4 separate regions of the Homo sapiens genome follow, and regions 2, 3 and 4 are each linked to region 1. Evidence: chromatin contacts called from ENCODE Hi-C data. All regions are on one chromosome and are shown on one strand. The core of a region is the stretch at or near the end of the contact, and the rest is flanking DNA. Distances in the headings are between cores, read along the strand shown.

Evidence for each region. Hi-C counts contacts between places; a loop is a spot of excess contacts on that map. Pooled maps may share reads with other maps.
Region 2: a loop to region 1 is called in a pooled map, with 4 times the contacts of the local background. The contact joins the promoter of DPY19L3-DT here to the promoter of C19orf12 in region 1. A Hi-C loop is called at or near these places in 9 of 50 pooled maps.
Region 3: a pooled map shows a loop between it and region 1 (6-fold over the local background). The contact joins the promoter of NUDT19 here to the promoter of C19orf12 in region 1. A Hi-C loop is called at or near these places in 6 of 50 pooled maps.
Region 4: a loop to region 1 is called in a pooled map, with 7 times the contacts of the local background. The contact joins the promoter of PDCD5 here to the promoter of C19orf12 in region 1. A Hi-C loop is called at or near these places in 7 of 50 pooled maps.

Annotation. Positions count from the first base shown.
Region 1 is chr19:29,714,011-29,717,351 of GRCh38, reverse strand. It overlaps C19orf12 (chromosome 19 open reading frame 12), which reads left to right and starts at 2,091. Exons shown (of 3, transcript NM_031448.6): 1 at 2,091-2,227. RefSeq lists enhancers at 732-951, 1,497-1,596 and a silencer at 1,767-2,556.
Region 2 is chr19:32,402,918-32,406,843 of GRCh38, reverse strand. It overlaps DPY19L3-DT (DPY19L3 divergent transcript), which reads left to right and starts at 1,305. Exons shown (of 3, transcript NR_046201.1): 1 at 1,305-1,853. DPY19L3 (dpy-19 like C-mannosyltransferase 3) reads right to left here and starts at 1,074. Exons shown (of 19, transcript NM_001172774.2): 1 at 935-1,074. RefSeq lists silencers at 693-1,442, 1,473-1,522.
Region 3 is chr19:32,690,115-32,693,885 of GRCh38, reverse strand. It overlaps NUDT19 (nudix hydrolase 19), which reads right to left and starts at 2,065. Exons shown (of 3, transcript NM_001105570.2): 1 at 1,212-2,065. The coding sequence starts at 1,925. It overlaps NUDT19-DT (NUDT19 divergent transcript), which reads left to right and starts at 1,590. Exons shown (of 2, transcript NR_186320.1): 1 at 1,590-2,523. It overlaps LOC124904690 (a long non-coding RNA gene), which reads left to right. Exons shown (of 2, transcript XR_007067226.1): 2 at 1-921. RefSeq lists a silencer at 1,693-2,102.
Region 4 is chr19:32,578,604-32,582,591 of GRCh38, reverse strand. It overlaps PDCD5 (programmed cell death 5), which reads right to left and starts at 1,402. Exons shown (of 6, transcript NM_004708.4): 1 at 1,265-1,402; 2 at 360-397. The coding sequence starts at 1,330. RefSeq lists silencers at 1,401-1,577, 923-1,652 and an enhancer at 1,863-1,952.

The DNA.
Region 1 (3,341 bases), core at 842-3,341:
CTTTCCCTAGGTCACTGTAAGCAGCATAAAGCATCGCTGTGTGCTGGGCCAGTGCCATTTCCGCGCCACCACCGAGACCCCACGGCACGCCTTGCTCACTGTGCAGGAGGCCGCAGTTGCCTTTAGGAGCATGAGGCACTGTGTGCTCCATCTCTGGGGTTCAGAGTGTGCGGTCATGTTATGCCTGCATTCGTATCAGAATGAGGCCCAGGAGGCTGATGGGTTGCAGATTTGCATGCAATGGCGCGATCTCGGCTCACTGCAACCTCCATCTGCCGGGTCCAAGCGGTTCTCCTGCCTCAACCTCCCGAGTAGCTGGGACTACAGGCTTGCACCAACCATGTCTGGCTCATTTTTCCATGTTTAGTGGAGATGGGGTTTCACCATGTTGCCCAGGCTGGTCTCAAAGTCCTGGCCTCAGGTGATCTGCCCGCCTCGGCCTCCCAAAGTGCTGGGATTACAGGTGTGAGCCACCGCGCTGGGCTGCATGAACCTCTTACATGCTTGCCTTCTCTGGAGGGCCTGGACTTTGAAGCTTCTTTCACTCCCAGCATCTTTCCCTACACAGGCCCTCTTCCCCACTATCTCTGGGGGAGGAGTCTGCAGGCCAGTTCTGCAATGTGCCGCCAGAGGGAGCTGCCCGCAGAGAAACGGGAGCGCCACACTCAGGCCCCAGGAAGGCAGCAAGCTGAGTTCCCCTGGCCTCAGTTCACTTTCCCTCTTGAAAGTCACCCAAACTCAAGCAAAAGCTCCGATTCAGGAATAAATGGGGTTGTTTTATCCCAGCCAAGGCCTGGGGAAGCTTGGTATTAAGAGCGTTTGTTCCATTCTTTTAAAAATGGAAAAGGGTCCGTCCTCTGGGTGCCCATGGCACCCTGGAAAGCAGGCAGAGTGCTGGTCACAGGCGGAGACTTTGAGATACCGAGACCGAGGCTGGAGTTTGGGCCCTGAAACTTTCTAACCAGGATGGCCTTGGGCAGAGCAGCCTGTGTTTAGAGCTTCCCATCTGTAATATAGCAGTGACAACCATGCCTGCTTTGCAGGGTTCCTGTTAGGATTAATTCTCTATAGAGCCCCCCAGAAGCCACTTTTGGATTTGAGATGGTTCAAGGCCAGACCTTGCATGACAAGAGTAGGGACAGCTTTCCACAGGCCTCAATAAAGTAGTATTCCCAGGCAGTTCTGCAACCCCAGCCTCATGCCCTTTGCACCTTCCTAAGAGGCTGCCTTGCCTCAGCTTTGGTCCCCATCCAAGACTCCTAAGAGCAAAGCCAGTTCTTTTCCTTTTTTTTCTTTCTTTAAGAGACGGTCTCACTCTGTCACCCAGGTTGAAGTGCAGTGGTGGGATCATAGTTCACTGCAGCCTCGAACTCCTGGGCTCAAGCAATCCTCCCGCTTCAGCCTCCCAAAATGCTGTAGGTCACAGGTATGACTCACCCACCCGGCCTAATTTTTATTATTATTTGTAGAGATGGGATGTCACTGTGTTGCCCACGCTCGAACTGCTGGGCTCAAGCAATCCTCCCTCCTCAGCCTCACTGGCAGCTGGGATTACGAGTCCCACCCAACCTGCTTCTCCTTTTGCAACCCCCAGACCCAGAGGCTCCAGAGCAGGCTCTGGAACAGAGGAAATCTGGCTCCGGCCCACACATTCACCAAATACTGACGCAGCACCCTTGACCTCCAGATGCCCCTGTGCTCTCTTCTGTGCCCAGGCTGCGGGGAGAGAGGGGTCCTCCAGGCCAAAGGGAGGGAGGTCTCCGGGAGGTCCCCGCGGTCCTGGAGGCAGGTGCGCGGGGCCCGGATGTGATCATGCGTGCGCGTGGGAGAAAGGCAGGGCTGGGCCTGCGGGAGCGCGGCCTTGCGGTTCCCAGGACTCTTCTCCGGGCGCCTCGTCTCCTTACGCCACCCGCAACCCAAGCCAGGGCCCCGGTGACAGCGGCGGGGTGGGCCAGGACCGGGGAGGGGGTGCCCAGCAGCGACCCCCGGCTCCCCCTAAGGCCGGGCGCAGCTCGGAGCCAGGAGCTGGCCCGGCGCGTGGCTTCCCGGAAGGCCCGGCGCAGCCGGAAGGTGGGACGGAGGGCGGGGCCAGCGCCGGGGCCGCCACCAAGGCCTGCGCGACCCTCCGCGGGGCTGGGGAGCTGGGCGGGGAGCCCGGGGCCTGCCAGGCCCGGGCTGCAGCCGCGTCTGATCGCCGAGCGCGCCGCGTAGACCTCCGCTCCCCCAGGTAAAGGAGCGCCCGGAGCCGGGGCGGGGCGCCTCCCAGGCCGCGCCCCGCGAGAGGAGGGGGCACCCCAAGAGCAGGCCTGGAGACCCGGGAGTGCCTTGGGGAGAGGGTCCCCGCCCTGCCGGGAGCCCGGCCCTCCCGGTGCCGGGGTGGACACTGTTAGTGTAGTCATTGTCCCTATGGAGAAACTGAGGCATGGAGAGGCTGAAGTCACACAAGTAAGCAGCAGAGCTGGGACTAGAGTCCCGGGCCCTGGCTCGCTGTCACCCAGGAGTGGCGTAGGCATGGGTGTGGTGGGTGGGGGTGGGGTGCGGGTGGTGGATGTGGTGGGAGTGGGTGAGGTTGGGTGGGGTGGGGATGTGGGTTTGGCGGGGGTGGGGTGCGGAATGTGATGGGTAGGGGTGGGGTAGAGTGGGGGTGGCTGGTGGGGCAGGGGCGGGGCTGGGGGTGGGGTGCTAGGTATTATAAATGTGAAGCGGATCCTGACAGGACACCTGTGGGGCAGCGGAGCTGGGCTGAGCCATATGGGAAGAAAATCTGGGCGCTAGTTTAGATTTGGTCAGGAAGGGTCGTTAATGCTTTAGGAGGTGAGATTAGTTTTGGGGATGGCAGGTAGTTTGTTGAGCTTTTGTTTAGACAGTCTTGCTCTGTTGTCCAGGCTGGAGTGCAATGGCGCGATCTCGGCTCACTGCAACCTCCACCTCCCTCGTTCAAGCAATTCCCCTGCCTCAGCCTCCCTAGTAGCTGGGATTACAGGCGACACCACCAAGCCTGGCTAATTTTTTTGTATTTTTAGTAGAGACGGAGTTTCACCATATCGGCCAGGCTAATCTCAAACTCCTGACCTTGCGATCCACCTGCCTCAGCCTTCTGCAATGCTGGGATTACAGACGTGAGCCACCCCGACCAATTTTTGTATTTTTTAGTAGAGACGGGGTTTCACCATCTTGGAATAGCACCTGTAGTTCCAGCTACTCGGGAGGCCGAGGCGGAAGAATTGCTTGAGGCCAGTTCCCGACCAGCCTAGGCAACACAGGGAGACTGCGTTTCTGGAAAAAACAACAACAACACCAGCAACAACAAAAAGCAGGAAGGAAGGGGAGAGGGAAAGAGA
Region 2 (3,926 bases), core at 56-2,555, 2.7 Mb before region 1:
TTTTTAAACAATTCATATATTCTAATATGTTAAGGCAGAAAACCAACACATATTTAAGTACCAATTATGTGTCAGGCACTGCAACAGTCCCATGAACTAAGAAAAAAAGTTCCTCCATCAGATCAAAAGGAATGCCATTGTAAACAACTGAAAAGGGACCAGAAGCGATTCTTTATTAATAAGGACGACTAGCGCTAGCCGGGCGAGGCGGCTCATGTAATCCCAGCGCTTTGGGAGGTTGAGGCAGGAGGATGACTTCAGACCATGAGTTTGAGACCAGCCTGGGGAACAGAGCGAGACCCTATCTATACAATAAAATAGCCAGGCTCGGTGGTGCATGCCTGTGGTCCCAGCTACTCCAGAGGCTGAGGTGGGAGAATCGCTTGAGCCCAAGAGTTCGAGGTTGCAGTGAGCCGTGATAACGCCACTGCACTCCAGCCTGGGCGAGACAGCGAGACCCCTGTCTCTAAAAAATAAAAATAAAAAAGCCTAGCGCTCTAGTGAGCATCCCCTGGACGAGGCAGGCACCGGGTCCGCTTACCTACGCGCCACGCCCCTGCACACCTGGCGTCCCCATCAGGTAGGTCTCCAAGGACAGGGGCAGCCGGGAAGTTCAGGCACGCGCCCCAGCTCTCCCAAGACCGCGAGCGGCCGCCGGGGTCGCAGCCCAGGCCCTGCCTCGCCGCACGGCCGACGAGCAGAAGCCGCTCCGCAAACTTGGTCCTTCCGGAGCCCAGCCCGGCCCGCGTCCCGGCAGACACTCCCGCGCTCCGCCCCTCCCGACGCCCCGACGCCGCGGCCGCGCCCCCCGACTGCGCCACGCGGCGGGGAGGGGCGGCCCCAGGGGCTCGGGGCTGTAGCCGAGGGTTCCGCCGGCGCCCGCCCGCCCTCTCGGTAGACCCTCGCCCGCGCGTCCCGGCGCGCCGCCACAGACCTGCGGCCTCAGCCGTCCTCACGCGCGGCTCCGGGAGGGGAAGGAGGCCGACGGGGCTAGGCGGGAACGGGGCCGCGCCACGGGCCGCAGCGCGCCGCGGGTACAAGGAGGGCAGAACCGCCGCGGAGCTTTGTGGAAATGAGGGGCTGGGGGGCGTCAACAGCCCCGGGGAGGGGGCGCGCCGGAGAGGCCGGGCGGCTGCCCCCGCGCCCATAGGCCCCGGGAGCTGTTCGTCAACACTAGGCCCCGCCTCCTCCCGCGGTTCCCCGCCTCGTCTCGTGCTGCGCTGGCCGGAAGGAAGCGGCACACTTCCGCTTGCCTGGTCCGCATTGAGTCCGGTCTGTTCCGGAGACTCTGAGCGCGGCCGCGGAGCTGCAGTGGCGGGGAGTGGGGTGCGGATCTTGTGTTTGCGCACGCAGTCGCCGGCCACCTCAGGCCGGAGCTAGAGATACGGCTCGGGATAGGAGGGCCCGGCGGCTCTGAGGCAGGTTCGCCTCGAGCCGCACGGCCCGGAGCAGCGGCTCCGCGGTGGTCCCCGGGGCTTGAGAGGGGTGCGGGCCTGGGAGCCCCTGAGGGCCTGATTTACGGAACTCCCCCTCCTTCCTCCTTTCTGCCGTTCCCTGCTCTGTGGCGGATGCGCAGGGATCAGTAGGGACGGCAGCAGTAGGGCCACTCGGGCCTGCCCCGCTTCCCGCATTGCCCGGTTTGGCGCGCCGCCTCCGGGCCTTGGCAAAGCCCCAGCGCCCGATTGTCACTGACCAGTGCTTGGAAGTCCTTTACCGACTGCCCGTCAGCGTCCCGCGGAGAGGATTTTGCGTCTCCAAAGACGCCCCTCTTCCGAAAACAGGCTCCTCTGTGTTCTCAGTCGGGTATATTTTTCTGTCTCCAAACTAGATTGGCAGCCGTTTTTTGAGAGCAGGTACTGACTGTGCTTTATTTCTAGATACTTTTCTTAGTCACACCACGGAAAACACTAGGTGGAACCTTTTTTAAAATTATTTTTTACAGGTGAGGCTCTCAGTCTGTCGCCCAGGCTGGAGTGCAGTGGTGCTATCACGGCTCACTGCAACCTCGGCCTCCTGGGCGCAAGCGATCCTCCCGCCTCAGCCTCCGGAGTAGCTGGGACCACAGGCTCGCACTACTATGCCCAGCTAATTTTTAAATTTTTCGTAGAGATGGGGGTCTTGCTTTGTCGTCCAGGCTGGAGTGCAGTGGTGTGATCGTAGCTCACTGCAACCTTAGTCCCCTGTGCCCAAGTGACCCTGCTTCCTCAGCCTCCTGAGTAGCTGAGATTCATTTTAATTTTTATAGTGATGGGGTCTCGTTGTGTTGACCAGTCTGGTCTAAAACTCCTGAGTTCAAGCAGGCCTCCTGCCTCAGCTTCTCAAAATGTTGGGATTACAGGCTTTAGCCACTGCAGCGGGCCCATCAAACGTTGTATTTGTCAGTACATAATTTACATGTTAATTGATTTTTGTTAAAGGGATGGCCATCTGGGACCTCCACCCGTGAAAAGGCGGCTCATTGGTCTGACTCCAACACTAAATTACGCCATCCAGGAAGCCTTTCCTAGTCACCTCTGTTGGAGATCGTCCTCCTTTGTGTGTCGGTTGTTAGTAAAGAGCACACGTTCTGTGGAAAGATGTTGAGGTATCTGCTGGATGGCTTTGATAGAAACAAATGTCAGCTGTTTTTTCAGATGGCATTTGTCTTGTTTCAGCCTGGTTGTTGGTAGCTTTTCTGTCGCCTGGCTTGAGGGCAAGGACTGTATGTTTATTTTTCACGTTAAGATGCCTTTATGTGCATGTGTCTGTTTCATGAATACATAGGTGAATTGAGTTCCCCTTAAATAGGATTTCCCTCTTATTTTATAGGTTTTTTTTTTTCTCTCAAGTTGTTTCACTCTGGGGGAAATGTGACCATTGTGAAATATCATCGCTTAGTTAAAAAGAAAGTAGAATTCAGCAGTAGCTGCTTTTTTTAATACTATGAAAAGACATTCCTAAGCAAGATGAAGCTTTGAGACTTTTCCTAAGTAGGACCTACTGCTGAGAGTAAGTCTTGGGGAGAATAAGCCAATTAAGAATGAGTCTTTGGTTCTGATAAAGTAACCATGGAGGTGATGGATAATGAGTGTAGGTCCTTGCTCACACTTCTGGCCATATGAGCCCGGAGCCAGGGAGGTACTATAAAAGGAATGGGCTCCTGTAATGGACTGTGACTGCAGTGGTGGTATATAGCAAGACTTCCGGTTTGCAGTAGGTTTAGAAGCCTAAATAGTCTCCCTGGTTGTCTCTGCCAGGGCCACAAATAGTTGTGCTGTGCATCTCAAAAGTGTGGTCTGGGGATCTGCAGCGTCACTGTCACCATCACTTGGGAGGTTGTTAAGAAATGCATGTTATCAGGCCCTACCCCACGCCTACTCAATTTAGAATCTGTAGGGCTAGGGGACCACTAATCTTTAAGAAGTTGATATGGTTAGGCTTTATGTCCACACCCAAATCTCATCTTGAATTGTAATTCCCATAATCCCCACCTTTCAAGGGAGAGACCAGGTGGAGGTAATTGAATTATGGAGGCAGCTTCCCCCATGCTGTTCTCATGATAGTGAGTTCTCACAAGATGTGATGGTTTTATAAGGGGATCTTGCCTCTTCGCTCAGCACTTCTTCCTGCCTCCTTGTGAGGAAAGTGCCTTGCTTCCCCCTTTGCCTTCTGCCATGTTTGTAAGTTTTCTGAGGCTTCCCCAGCCATGCTGAACTGTGAGTCAATTAAACTTCTTTCCTTTATAAATTACCCAGTCTTGGGCATTCTTTGTAGCAGTATCCTTTATAGCAGTATGTATAGCTGTATGGACTAGTACAGAAGTTTTCCAGATAATTCTGTGCTCGGAAAAGTTTGGGAACCACAGCAGAACCTTGTTACTCAACATGTGGTCTGTGGGCTGTGCAGCATGGGCATCACCTGGGGTCTTCTGAGAAAAGCCAGGTCTC
Region 3 (3,771 bases), core at 816-3,315, 3.0 Mb before region 1:
GCAGATGGGGTGCCCTGTTTAGAGGCGGGATTGAGAGGTGAAGCCCCTGGACTTCCTGGGTCCAGTGGGGACTTGGAGAACTTTTCTGTCTAGCTAAAGATTTGTAAATGCACCAATCAGCACTCTGTAAAAACGCACCAATCAGTGCTCTGTGTCTAGCTAAAGGTTTGTAAATGCACCAATCAGTACTATGTAAAAACGCACCAATCAGTGCTCTGTCTAGCTAAAGATTTGTAAACGCACCAATCCGCACTCTGTAAAAATGGACCAATCAGCACTCTGCAAAATGGACCAATCAGCAGGACATGGGCAGGGCCAAATAAGGGAATAAAAGCTGGCCACCCAGCCACCAGCACCCAACCTGCTCTGATCCCCTTCCGCTGTGGGAGGTTTGTTCTTTTGCTCTTTGCAATAAATCTTGCTGCTGCTCACTCCTTGGGTCCGCACTACCTTTATAAGCTGTAACACTGACCACAAATGTCTGCAGCTTCGCTCCTGAAGCCAGCGAGACCACAAACCCACCAAGAGGAACAAACAACTCCTGACGCACCACCTTTAAGAGCTGTAACACTCACTGCGAAGGTCTGCGGCTTCAATCCTGAAGTCAGCGAGACCACGAACCTACCAGAAGGAAGAAACTCCAGACACATCTGAACATCTGAAGGAAGAAACTGGACACACCATCTTTAAGAACTGTAACACTCACTTCGAGGGTCCGCGGCTTTATTCTTAAAGTCAGCGAGACCAAGAACCCACTGGAAGGAACCAATTCTGGACACACCAGGAGCTGGAGACGAGCCTGGGTGTGCAACACAGAGAGACAAGACCCCCATCTGTACCAAAAATAAATAAAAATAGGAAGACTGGATCATATTAAGTCTGTTCTCCAAGAAAACCAAATTAAACGGCTGTGGAGATGTACTATGTCTACACATGTACAAGTGCTTACACAGTGGCCACGCTGGAGGAACCACGTGGAGAGACAGGCTCCAGGCCTTGAGACCCCAAAGCCTAGGAAAGCAGAGAGCACTTCACCAAGAGCATGGCTTTGGTCTACAGGGGTGAGAGTTTCCAGCCCGTCTAAGCGTTCCTTGCTGCTTAATCTCTCTGGGCTTGGCCTATGCGGGGGTCCCTTGGGGGCCTGGGCCGCTGGGAGGGGTCCTCCCTCTCACGTCCTGGCGGTCCGCAGCAAGGCCCTGAGCAGGCCTTACCTGGTAGCCCACCACCTCCGCCAAGTCGGGGTAGACGGGCGGCGGCTCGCGCAGGCAGCACAGGAAGAAGGCCGTGTCAAAGCGGCGAGTGGTGCCCCGCAAGAAAGGGGTGAGCCAGGCGCTCCAGTTGTGCAGCGCCCAGATGTCGGGTGTGCAGTCGAGGTGGGCGCACAGCCGCAGGAAGTGGCGCGGGTCCTGGCGCACGCGGTCGCGCCAGGAGGCCAGGCCCGGCGGTGGCTCCAGGGCGAGGCCAGGCCCGGGTGCTGGGCCTGGTGGGGAAGTCCTGGGCCGCAGCAGCAGCACGCCCGCCTCCTCAAAGGCCTCCCGCACGGCGCAGATGCGGAAGGCTACGTCCTCAGGCAGCGTCCCAGTGTTGTCGGTCTTGTGGTCATCGGTGTCGGGCAGCGACGGGAAAGCGGTGCGGCTGAATGGCGCCGGGCCCAGGCCGAAGCGCGGCGGCCCGTGGTGCGGCGCGAAGAGGCCCAGCCAGTCCGCCGAGCGGTCGGCCGCATCCAGCACTCCGCCGGAGAAGACGTGCGCGCCCGGCATGAAGCCTTGGTGCGGGGAGCGCTGCAGCAGCAGCAGCCGGAAGCCCTCGGCCGGCGGCGGGCGCGACGGCGGGGTGGCGGTCTCCGGGCGCGACCAGCCAGCCGCCAGGACGATGCTGGCCGCCCGCCGCCAGCGGCTGGGGCCCGGCCGCAGGGAGCTGCTCATGGCGCGCAGCTTCCCGGATCCGATTCTGGCGCGGCCTGAGCTCCACGGCAGGTGGCCCGGCCCTGCAGGGACCCCAGCACCTCCGGGGGCCTCGCGGGAATTGAGGACGAGCCTCTGGCGTTGGGTGAACCTGGGCGTTTGGTCGGCAACGGCGCCTGCCTGTGGGAGGGGCACCCGAGCAGGGACCGCCTCGAGTGCACTGGGGCCCAGCTAGGGCACTCTCGCGGGACAATGGGTGTCACGGCAGCCAGCGACCGTTTGTCATTCACAGCTGCCTGAAAGGAGGACCGCAGTATTCCCACGCAGGAAGCTTGGACCAAAAGCAGGAATGCTTAAGGGCGCATATGACTTGCCATGGTAAAAAACAGGATGCCAACCCAGGCCTGATGACATCCACCTCACTAAAAGCTAAGGACTAGGACTTTCTGCTTTAAACAAGGACCCACATGTGGGTGTTTTCTGTGGGAGAGGGAGAGAGGACATTCGAAGGGCAGAAGTCTGACCTTTGCAAGCACACGTGAACCACACCAATGAGAAATGAATGGACGAGCCAGATGCCAATTTATAAATTTCCTACTGCACACCTTGAATGTGAAAGGTACTCCCAGAGTAATTTCTCTCGTGTTCTGGTTACCTTTTATTGTCAGGGCGCCTGGGGACGGCCTTAGGTGTCTTAGGACATTTGACGAGTTCCACTTTGATGGGAGATGTTTAATCTGGGCCTCCACATGGAGATTTCTCTCCACCTTGTTAGTGTCTAGAAGACTTCCACCTCCAATAGCAGGATTATGATCTTTTGAAAAGCCTGTGTAAATTTGAGTCTTTTCTTTTATAACTCCTTATCAGTCACCGACAGCTTTTCCCATAATTGCTATTATAATTGGATCACACATTTGTTATGTTTTTGGATGAAATACACTATACCCCTGCCGACCCTCACAAACCATCATTTTAATGTGGGTTATTTCCTGGGTAGAATCCACAGATGACATTGTCAATATTTAGGGGTTTTGTTTGTTTTTTTGTTTGAAGAGACCTGGTCTCTGGCCAGGCGCTGTGGCTTACACCTGTAATCCCAGCACTTTGGGAGGCCGAGGTGGTCGGATCACCTGAGGCCAGGACTTCAAGACCAGCATGGCCAACATGGCAAAACCCCGCCTCTACTAAAAATACAAAAATTAGCTGGGTGTGGCGGCCCGCGCCTATAGTTGCAGCTACTCAGGAGGCTGAGGCAGGAGAATCACTTGAATCTGGGTGGAGGTTGCTGTGAGCCAAGATCCTGCCACTGCATTCCGGCATGGGTGACAGAGCGAGACTCTGTCTCAAAAAAATAAATAAATAAATAAAATAAAAATACAGAGCAATGGAGAGAAAGGCACTCAGGTGATTAAAGTAACATGTCTTCAATACTAGGAGTAATAATAATCCTAGGGGATAATAATATTAGTAGTTACTGGGTACAGTGTGTGAGGCACTAGGAACTTTATTAGTATTAGTTGTGTAATTCTTACAAAACCCCATGAAGTGGAAACAGTTACCACTATTTTACAGATGACTAACCATTTATGGAGGGATTAAGGGTCTTAAGAACATACTACTCCCTTTGCTGTAAAATAACACCGTGGTTTTGTAGGTGAATGTGTGTGTTTCAACATCAGCTGGTTTTCACAGAAGCTGGTTACTCATGAGTGAGATGACCAAGTCCTGGTCCTGGGTGCATAGCAAAACAACAGAAACTGAACCTTTTTTTTTTTTGAGAGGGAGTCTGGCGCTCTCACCAGGCTGGAGTGCAGTGGTGCGATCTCGGCTTACTGCAATATCTGCCTCTCGGGTTCAAGCAATTCTC
Region 4 (3,988 bases), core at 153-2,652, 2.9 Mb before region 1:
AAAACAATCAGAATAGCTTACCAGTTAACACTTATTGAGCACTTACTAAGTGAGGCACCGGACTCACGTCACCCCCACAGCCGAGGAAACTGCCACAGCTGCCTATTATCAGGCTCATTTTTAAGGTACTCACATTGTAGCAGAGAAACATCAACCAGTAATTGCAATACAAGGTCTGATGTGGAGCTGCACACGTGTTTATTTAACAATAATGAAGATACCCTGCGGATGATTTTGGCCAAATCACCATTCCAGCAAAACAAAAAAATCTGAGTCACACACCTGCTTAAAATAACTACAGCAAAAGAAATCCATTTGGTGAAACCACCCTTCAAAAAGTTCACGTTTCCAGCCCATACCTGTGCTTTGCTTCCTGTTGGGCCGCATCACCAGGATCCTGGAAAAAAAAAACTTAAATTTAATAGAGAAATTTCACGGGAGGCGGCGGGAAAAAGGAACGGTTCTGTTGTTTCCTATACATAACAGTCTCTTGCGGTGGTAGAAACAACTCCCCAAATAAGAAACTGGGCCTCACAGAAATCAATGAACTAGTTCCCACTTACAACGTTTTGATGAACGTCTAAAACCACAACCTCAGAAGGCTTTGGAATACAGAGCACCCTGGGGAGGGGAATCCCTGTATTACGAAACCGTGTTTCACATGTAGGAATAATTTCTGGAAAATAAAACGGGCCTCGGTATTAGGGACAACGATAACTCAAAGACTGCGCCCTCCGTCCCTAAGGTCCCGGTCCCTTATCAGAAACGCCTCTCCGGGCGTGTGATCCATCCAAGCTTCCCAGGCGGCCCCTCCCTGTCATCCCGGCGGGGCAAGCGTTCCTCCGACCCTGCCGCGCTCTCAGCACCGGGAACACAGCGGACCCTCAATACCTGTCGGCTAAACTTGGGTCATAACAACTGAACTCCGGAAAAACTGAATTCGGTCCGGCTGCTGGCTCCAAAAGCTGAGATTGTGCTTGGATCCAGGCCCGCCAGGACGAGCCCGCTCCAGGCTAGGGGACCCCACACCCCAACGCCAGGGCAGGTCCCGCACGTGGCGGCCCCCGCCGCCAGCCTCCTGGGCCCCTCGCGACGAGGAAAGCGACGAGGCCACCTCTGAGCCGGCCACGAGGCCGCCAGGGCAGCGCAGGGGACCGGGGCCCCGGGGAGGCGCCCAGAGCCTCCGCCCCGGAGGCGCGCCCTACACTCCGGGCGAGGGCGGCGCCCCGCGAGGGCCAAGCCTGGCGGGGGCTGATGCGCTCACCCCGTGTTTGGCCTGCAGCTCGGCCAGCCTCTGTCTCCTCAGCGCCTCAAGCTCCTCGTCCGCCATGGCTCGGCGTCAGCGCTGGAGCAGCCGCGGTCACTCTCGCAGCCCCTCGGCGCGAGCGCGGCCTTGACCACTGCGCAGGCGCTCGCGGGGCCCAGGCGCCACCAATCCAGCCCGGAGCCACGCCCCGCGCCGCTGCCAGGGCGCCGGCAGAGGCCCGATTCCCCGATTTCAGGCGGTCGAGCTTGGGCGCACGGAGGGGCGGGGCCTGGGGCGGGGCCTCCGGGATCCACCTCCCACCCGTGATCGGCGCCTCTGCGTGCAGGGACTTGGGCTGCGCTGGGGCGGGGCTGCGCTTTGGAAAGGTTAAAACCTGAAAGTGTGGCATCAACAAGTATAATAATTATGGGTGCAATGTGCTGGTGACCTAGAGGGTTAGGCGTATATTATCTCTATTTATAGATGAGGAACCAGGGGCGCAGGAAGGCTGAGTGGGGTGATGGAAATGTCCTAAAGCTGGATCGTGGCGGTGGCTGCCCGGCTCCTCGGTGCACACAGAGGCCGGCCGGTGGCTCGCCGCCTGTGGTCCCGACGCTTCGGGAGGCGGTAGGGTCATTTGAGGTCAGGAGTTAGAGACCAGCCTGGGCAATATGGCAAGAGCCTATCTCTACTAAAATTTTAAAAAACTAGTTGGGCGCGGTGATGTGCACCTGTAGTCCCAGCTACTCAGGAGGCTGTGTCAGGAGGATCGCTGGAGCCCGGAAGTTCGAGGCTGCAGTGAGCCTTGATCTCGCCACTGCACTCCAGCCTGGGAGACACAGCCAGACCCTGTCTCTAAAAAAAAAAAAAAAAAAAAAAAAAGTGCACATCTGCCTCCTCGCCATCTGCCTCCTCCACGCACAAAAGGGCTTTTCCTGGGAGGATACTGCAGTGGGCAGCTGTGGCTGGTGTAAACTCTTTGGTGGAACAAATCCCTTCTGCCTTTGACTTGGGGGAATTGGGGGCAGAGAGGATATTCAGCTACCTAAACGTGTGACTCATACAGATTCTGTTTGTTTGTCTGTGTGTGTGTTATTTTATTTTTTACATTAAAAAAATACAGATGGGGTCTCGCTATGTTGCCTAGGCTGGCCTCTATCTCCTGAGCTCAAGCAATCCTTTTGCCTCAGCCTCCCAAACTGCTAACATTACAGGCATGAGCCACCACACCTGGCCTGTGTGTTTTAATTGTGGCAAAATATACACAATACAAAATTTACCATTTTCACCATTTTTAGGTGTACTTTTCAGTGGTATGAAATGCATTATCGTGCAGTTGTCACTCAATCTCAGCTCACTGCAACCTCCACCTCCCGGGTTCAAGCGATTCTCCTGCATCAGTCTCCCAAGTAGCTGGGACCACAGGCGTGCACCACTGTGCCCGGCTAATTTTGTATTTTTTAGTAGAGATGGGGTTTCACCATGTTGGTCAAGCTGGTCTCGAACTTCTGACCTAAAGTGATCCACCTGCCTTGGTCTCCCAAAGTGCTGGGATTACAGGCATGAACCACCTTGTCCACCATCAATCTCTACAACTTTTTTTTTTTATCATCCTGAACTGGAACTCTACCCAGTAAAGATTTAGGTTGGTGTGAGGGGCCTCTAATGGGAATGGGTGGGGGTGGGAGGGGTCTGAGAATAATAATCAGTCTCCACCCATTCTCATTCTAGTTTCTATGAATTTGCCTATTCTGGGTATCTTGTATATGTGGAATCATACAATATTTGTCCTTTTGTGACTGGCTTACTCCACCTAGCATATGTCTTAAAGGTTCATTCATGTTGTAGCATGTGGCAGAATTTCTTTCCCTCTTTAGACTGAATATATTCCATTGTATGGATATACCTAGCACATTTTGTTTATCCATTCATCTGACAATGGACACTTAGGTTGCATCCACCTTTTGGCTATTATTAATAATGCAGCTATGAACATGGGTGTAGAAATATCTGTTCAGGTCTGTGCTTTCACTTTTGGATATATACCCAGAAGAGAAATTGTTGGATAATGTGATAATTCTGTGTTGAGGAATGGCCATACCATTTTCCACAGCAACTGCACTATTTTACATTCCAACCAACAGTGAATGAAGGTTCCAATTTCACCGTCTCCTCACCAATATTTGTTGTGTTCTGTTTTTTTGTTTGTTTGTTTTTTGATTGTTTTTGATAGTAACCATCCTAACGGGTATGAGGTGAGGTGTTGTGGTTTTGATATGCATTTCTCTAACGATTAGTGATGTTGAGCATCTTTTCATGTGCTTGTTGGCCATTTGTATATCTTCTTTAGAGAAATGTCTACTCTAGGCCAGGTGCGATGGCTTACTCCTGTAATCCCAGCACTTTGGGAGGCTGAGGAGGGCAGATCACTAGGTCAAGAGATTGAGACTATCCTGGCCAACATGGCGAAACCCTGTCTCTACTAAAAATACAAAAATTAGCTGGGCGTGGTGGCACGCACCTGTAGTCCCAGCTACTCAGGAGGCTGAGGCAGGAGAATCACTTGAACCCGGGAGCCGGAAGTTGCAGTGAGCCAAGATCGCGCCACTGGACTCCAGCCTGGTGACAGAGCGAGACTCTGTCTCAAGAAAAAAAAGAAAAGAAAAGAAAAGAAAAGAAAAATGTCTCTTCTAGCCCTTTGCCCATTTTAAAATTTGCTTTTCTTTTTTTGTTGTTGCGTTG